Linked DNA regions of Homo sapiens: region 2 is linked to region 1. The links are chromatin contacts, found by Hi-C or POLR2A ChIA-PET in ENCODE. All regions are on one chromosome and are shown on one strand. The core of a region is the stretch at or near the end of the contact, and the rest is flanking DNA. Distances in the headings are between cores, read along the strand shown. Region 1 overlaps MXI1 (MAX interactor 1, dimerization protein). Region 2 has its middle 31 kb from the start of MXI1.

The links. Hi-C counts contacts between places; a loop is a spot of excess contacts on that map. ChIA-PET counts read pairs that join two places held with the same protein, here RNA polymerase II (POLR2A). Pooled maps may share reads with other maps.
Region 2: a pooled map shows a loop between it and region 1 (2.1-fold over the local background). The contact joins two enhancer-like sites. A Hi-C loop is called at or near these places in 2 of 50 pooled maps. POLR2A ChIA-PET finds 5 or more read pairs at or near these places in 4 of 52 experiments (CD4-positive, alpha-beta memory T cell, H1, activated CD4-positive, alpha-beta T cell and 1 more).

What each region holds. Positions count from the first base shown.
Region 1 is chr10:110,278,148-110,281,084 of GRCh38, forward strand. MXI1 (MAX interactor 1, dimerization protein) reads left to right here. Exons shown (of 6, transcript NM_130439.3): 4 at 1,033-1,147; 5 at 1,767-1,938. Among named protein-coding and RNA genes, the nearest start is that of SMNDC1, 25 kb to the right of the region's middle. Within about 2 kb of position 1,418, at least 4 of the 41 ENCODE cell types and tissues checked have a DNase peak (open chromatin) inside an H3K27ac peak, as active enhancers do.
Region 2 is chr10:110,174,949-110,177,885 of GRCh38, forward strand. No RefSeq gene overlaps it. Among named protein-coding and RNA genes, the nearest start is that of MXI1, 31 kb to the right of the region's middle. Within about 2 kb of position 1,503, at least 4 of the 41 ENCODE cell types and tissues checked have a DNase peak (open chromatin) inside an H3K27ac peak, as active enhancers do.

The DNA.
Region 1 (2,937 bases), core at 168-2,667:
TGAAACACAGGACCAAAGATGTGGACTAGTATTGTTTTAGGATGAAGTTAAATACTCAGAACTCTCTCATCACCATGATCATAGTTCTTTTAGGGCACAGGGAAGGTAAATCCATGAGGTTCTCTGCTAGCATTTCTAGGAGAAATTTCCCTCAACTTTCCCACAGGAAGGATAGATTAGAGAATGCAATGACTTTCAGTAAGTAATTTTTGTCACCTGTTGTCCTTGTGGATTGGAGGCAGGTAGTGAGAGAGACGAGAGAGGAAGAGAAAAAAGAAATAAAAATTAAGCTAACGAGCTAGCACACTTAGATAGGAAGCAGGGGATTATTTTATGGGTTATTTCTGTGGCTAGAATTGACCACAGGGCATATATTTTGTCTAACCCTACCCTAGCTGGTCACAGAATTTTGCTGTTTCTGTTGTATTGGAGTATAAGAAATCAACATTTTTATAAGTGAAAAGTGGTTGAATATCAGAAATTTCATGTGGTTCAAACTAATATATAACAACATGTAACACACTGTAGGATGGCTACAGTTGTAGAGAGGTAGGGTGTGTGTGTGTGTGTGTGTGTGTGTGCCCACACACGTGCAAGCAAGTAAAAGGTGGGAGGGGGGAAATAGAAACTTGTGAGCATATTATATTCCCTTGGGGTACCATAGCTGAAAACCTCTCCTCTCGCCTGTGGTTTTAGTTATTCAAGATCAAATACAATTGTCCTGGTATGTTTTCACACTTCCATATTAATACAGTTGAGACAGTTTATGGGGTGAGTTAAAAAATAAACCATCTTGACAGAGATTACCATTGGGGATAATAATCTAAAGTGAGTGTTGTCTAAAGAGTACAACAGAAATAGCAGAGACTGAAATGCGGCCACCCCTACATTCTTTGACAGTGGAGAATTAGGGGTGTGACATCTATCCTATAGGCTGAATAAATGCAAATTATTGTTTATCTTAAAATAGGTTTTATGATATTTCTAGTGAAATAACCAGACTGTGCTGATTTGACTTTTTGTCTTTCTTAGACGAGCTCATCTGCGCCTTTGTTTAGAACGCTTAAAAGTTCTGATTCCACTAGGACCAGACTGCACCCGGCACACAACACTTGGTTTGCTCAACAAAGCCAAAGCACACATCAAGGTGAGAATTTTTACTTTCAGATTTGCACAATTCCCTCAGTTCTGGTTTAATTATTGGCACTGATTCCTATTCATATACATCAGCTAGTTCACCATGCCCTCCTTAATAACTGACCTCAAGAGAAGTCTTTCTAAAAACTTACCAGCTAATCTGATGGGAACAACATAACCTGATTAAACTAAATTGTTTTGACAGCGTGGCCATTTGAAGAACTGAGAACACTAGGAAAATAACAATTACCCTCTTCATACTCGGAAGGCAGTTGTGCCCTCTGGTGGAGATGACTTCATTTGGCTGTGTCCTTCCGTATTTTTCCATCAAATACCATACTAGAGGAAGTTTCTCCGTGGAGATTACTTTACAGACTTTTAGAAGTCCATCTTGTTCAAGTAACATAGCATTCATTACATACACACAAAAGTAAAGACAAAACTATTTTTTATTTTTAAAAATATGTATTTATATGCATTCTCATTTTGGAGGCTTTAAAATGTATTTATATATTTTTATACACACTCACACATGTATATTCATTCATGTTTTCTCTGCTAAAGGAGGAATCAGTTTTATTGTTTGTACTGGACTATACACAAATGTAAAAATCATTTCATCATTTCAGAAACTTGAAGAAGCTGAAAGAAAAAGCCAGCACCAGCTCGAGAATTTGGAACGAGAACAGAGATTTTTAAAGTGGCGACTGGAACAGCTGCAGGGTCCTCAGGAGATGGAACGAATACGAATGGACAGCATTGGATCAACTATTTCTTCAGATCGTTCTGATTCAGAGCGAGGTAGGCAGCTTGCCTCTTCTCTAATGAAATACTAAACATCTCTGTATCTGGATTTAGGGAAGGTATGTTGGGAGGCACTGTATTTGCTTTCTTTCTAGCCAACAGAGTAACATTGTAGGTTTTATGCAATCATAATATTGTCTACAGCAGTGCCAGTGTGGACTATAAAACTTTTTGTTTTTTCCTTGAAAAAAAATATATTTATATATTTATATTATAAATTATATAATGTCCCTCAATTTAGGTTTGTCTGATGTTTTCAAATGATTAGATTGAGGGTATACAGTTGGGGTAAGGAATATCACAGAAATGATGTTGTGCCCGGTGGCTCATGCCTGTAATCCCAGCACTCTGGGAGGCCAAGGCGGGCAGATCACAAGGTCAGGAGATCGAGGCCATCCTGGCTAACATGGTAAAATCCTGTCTCTACTAAAAATACAAAAAATTAGACGGGCGTGGTGGCAGGCGCCTGTAGTCCTAGCTACTCGGGAGGCTGAGGCAGGAGAATGGCGTGAACCCGGGAGGCGGAGCTTGCAGTGAGCCGAGATCATGCCACTGCGCTCCAGCCTGGGCAACAGAGTGAGGTTCCGTCTCAAAAAAAAAAAAAAGAAAAGAAATGATGTTGTGCCTTTCTCAATCCATTGTGTCAGGAAGATACACGATGTCGAAGTTTTTACTACTGGTGATGTGAATTTTTATATGTAGATTTTAAAGTACAACACCCTTTATTTCTCTTTCCATCTATCCTAGAATATTTATCTTTGACAGAGTTAAAGAACAGAAGTCAACCAAAAAAGAATGGTTTGAATTTTACTGATTGTTCTTCCCAAAGCTTCCACCACATCAGGCTTCATATCACATTAAAAGATCCCAGAGGTGAACACTGGTGATTTGAAGTCTTACATTTGGAGAAAGGAGCTCATGAGCTCTTTAGGATTCTAAAACATGAGACAAGTGACAGAGTTTTTTTGTTTGTTTGTTTTTAGGACTCTGATTTTG
Region 2 (2,937 bases), core at 253-2,752, 100 kb before region 1:
GATCCGCCCACCTCGGCCTCCCAACAGGCGTGAGCCACTGTCCCTGGCCAATTGAATGTTATTTTATGTGTAAGACATTGAGCTTCTGTGGAAAGAGAAGAGAGAGTTACTCACTGTGTGGGAGACTCTTCCTCATCCATTATGTTATTCAATCCTTACCACAACTTTGCATGATAGATATTATTATTCCCCTATAACGGAACAGAAATTACTTGGGAAAAGTCACCTCTCTGTACATGCCACAGCCTGGGAACTGAACTCTGTCTGACTACAGGGCCTATGTTCTCACCTTGATATTTTGTTACGTCTTTGTCCCTAGGACTTCAATGTAGATGGGCAATAGGTCAAGAGACATAGACAGGAGGTACCAGAGGAGGGAGAAAGGGCAATAATAGCTTACTATATGCATCAGTTAGCTATTGTGCATAACAAACCACCCCAAAATGTAGTGGCTTAAAATAATATGCTTGTGTTTAGCTCTTGAGTCTGTGGGTTGATGTAGTGGTTCTTCTGGTCTAGAACAGCTTCACGTGTGCACCTGTGTTCAGCTATTGGTCATCTGTAGGTTGGCTGTGCTTTCTCACATATCTAGGGCCTCAGCTGGGACAATGAGGCTGATTCAGCTCTGCCTCACTTAGTCTCTTATCATCCAGCAGGCTAGCCTGGGCATAGTCCCAAGGCAGAGACAGAATTCCAAGAGAGAGCAGAGTGGGTAAAACCTCTCGGGGCATAGGCTCAGAACTGGCCCACCTGTCACTGCTGGCCAAAGGAGGGGGGCAAGGGTCAGGGGAGCAGGGGAGGCAATATTTCCTGCTGCCCAAAGGGGAAAAAAACTAATATTTCTGTTTAACATGTTTGCCTAATTAAAACATTTAATCCTAATAATACCTCCTTGAGATGGAAACTGCTAGTAGTCCCACTTTACAGATGGGGATATTGAGTTACAAAGGGACAAGGCAAATTTTCCCTAAGAAGCACTCTCTGTTAAGTGGCAGAAAGTTGAGATTACAACCCAGAAGTCACTCTCTTAGCCACTTGTGCATACAGTATTTGCAGCATGATGCTCCCCTGGGGAGGGGCAGAAACCAAGGCTGCTGAGGGAGATGGGGTAGGTTACACAGCACAGAATGCCTGCCTGTGCCACCCTGATAGGTGTCCAAATTGCCCAGCTTCTGTGACCTCCTTCTCCTGAGAAGGTGCCGAGGGAAGAAAGGGAAGGGGCCCTGGAGGATGGCATAGCCCAGCCCAGGCCACTGGCCCTTATATCACTGGAAATGCTTGTTTTGGTGCATTTAATTTTTTAAAAACGTCCCCTGGCTGGGACTTTCCATGTCTGGCTCAGTCAGAGAGCTGTTTGCCTGGGACGAGCTGGGAAGCCTTTGGACCTCGGAGTCCCCGATTGCCGCCTCAGCTCAGCATTGTCACAAAAATAGCCCTTCTTGGGGAAGGCAGGTACTTCCTCTGGCTGCGTTTCCCCTCTCAGCCCCGCCTGGCCCTCAGAAGAAAAGAGACACAGAAGCCACTGCACACAGGACTGGGACGTGGCTGGGGAGAGGGCTTTATGGGGACTCAACAGTAACAAAGGGAGGAAATGAATATGCAGTATTAGTAATTATACTGTACGCGTCCCAATTTGTATTTCAATATGTCATTTCCATAATAAAACTGCTGAAGCGAGTAACTAATGACACGGACTCATGTCAGGGAGTTAGGAGAGGAAAGGGGTGACAGGGGCTTTTTTTTTTCCTAATAACAAAATTGCCTTCAGTGAGAAACTCTTTCACGGCAGACTGGCTGTTCACAAGGCAGATGTATTTCAGGAGATGAAGCTGCAGCCCAAACCCTTTATGGAAAAGGAGTCAAGGTTGACCGGCCAACTGTTGGCGCTCCCTGGCTTCCACAACTGTGTGGAGTTATGCTCCGGGGCAGGGACACAGCCTACAGGACCTCGAGGCTGGATAAGAGCAAACTGAGATGTAATTTGAGCTTTGGAAAGCCCAAAAGCTAAAAGTATGAGCTGGCCAGTCTTATGAATTTGGCTGTCCCATTTAAGGTCCCGAACCTATTATATTTCTTTTTTTTTTTTTTTTTTTGTGAGACAGAGTTTTGCTCTTGTTGCCCAGGCTAGAGTGCAATGGCGCGATCTCGGCTCACTGCAAACTCCACCTCCCAGGTTCAAGGGATTCTCCTGCCTCAGCCTCCTGCGTAGCTGGGATTACAGGCATGCGCTACCATGCCTGGCTAATTTTGTATTTTTAGTAGAGACAGGCTTTCTCCATGTTGGTCAGGCTGTTCTCGAACTCTCGACCTCAGGTGATCCGCCCGCCTCGGCCTCCCAAAATGCTGGGATTACAGGCGTGAGCCACCGCGCCCGGCCCCGAACCTATTATATTTCTTTTTTTTTTTTTTTTAGACGGAGTCTCGCTCTGTCGTCCAGGCTGGACTGCAGTGGCGCCATCTCGGCTCACTGCAAGCTCCGCCTCACAGGTTCTTGCCATTCTTCTGCCTCAGCCTCCCGAGTAGCTGGGACTACAGGCGCCAGCCACCACGCCCGGCTAGTCTTTTGTATTATTTAGTAGAGACAGGTTCTCACTGTGTTAGCCAGGATGGTCTGGATCTCCTGACCTCGTGATCCGCCCGCCTCGGCCTCCCAAAGTGCTGGGGATTACAGGAGTGAGCCACCGCGCCCGGCCTGAACCTATTTTATATTTCTAAGAACCTCCATGCCTTTGCATTTGCTGTTCCTTCCGCTTGGAGTGCCCTTTCTCCTTTCTTTGCCTTTCTACTTGTTCATTTGTTTGAACTCAGCATTATGGTCACCTTCCTAGAAGCCAGCCCTGGCCACCGGTCCCCAGATTCGGATTCCCTATGTTGGAGAAATGTGCTCTGTGCAGGCCCTGGGCTGACGTCTGCAACACTAGCCGCATCACATGGTAA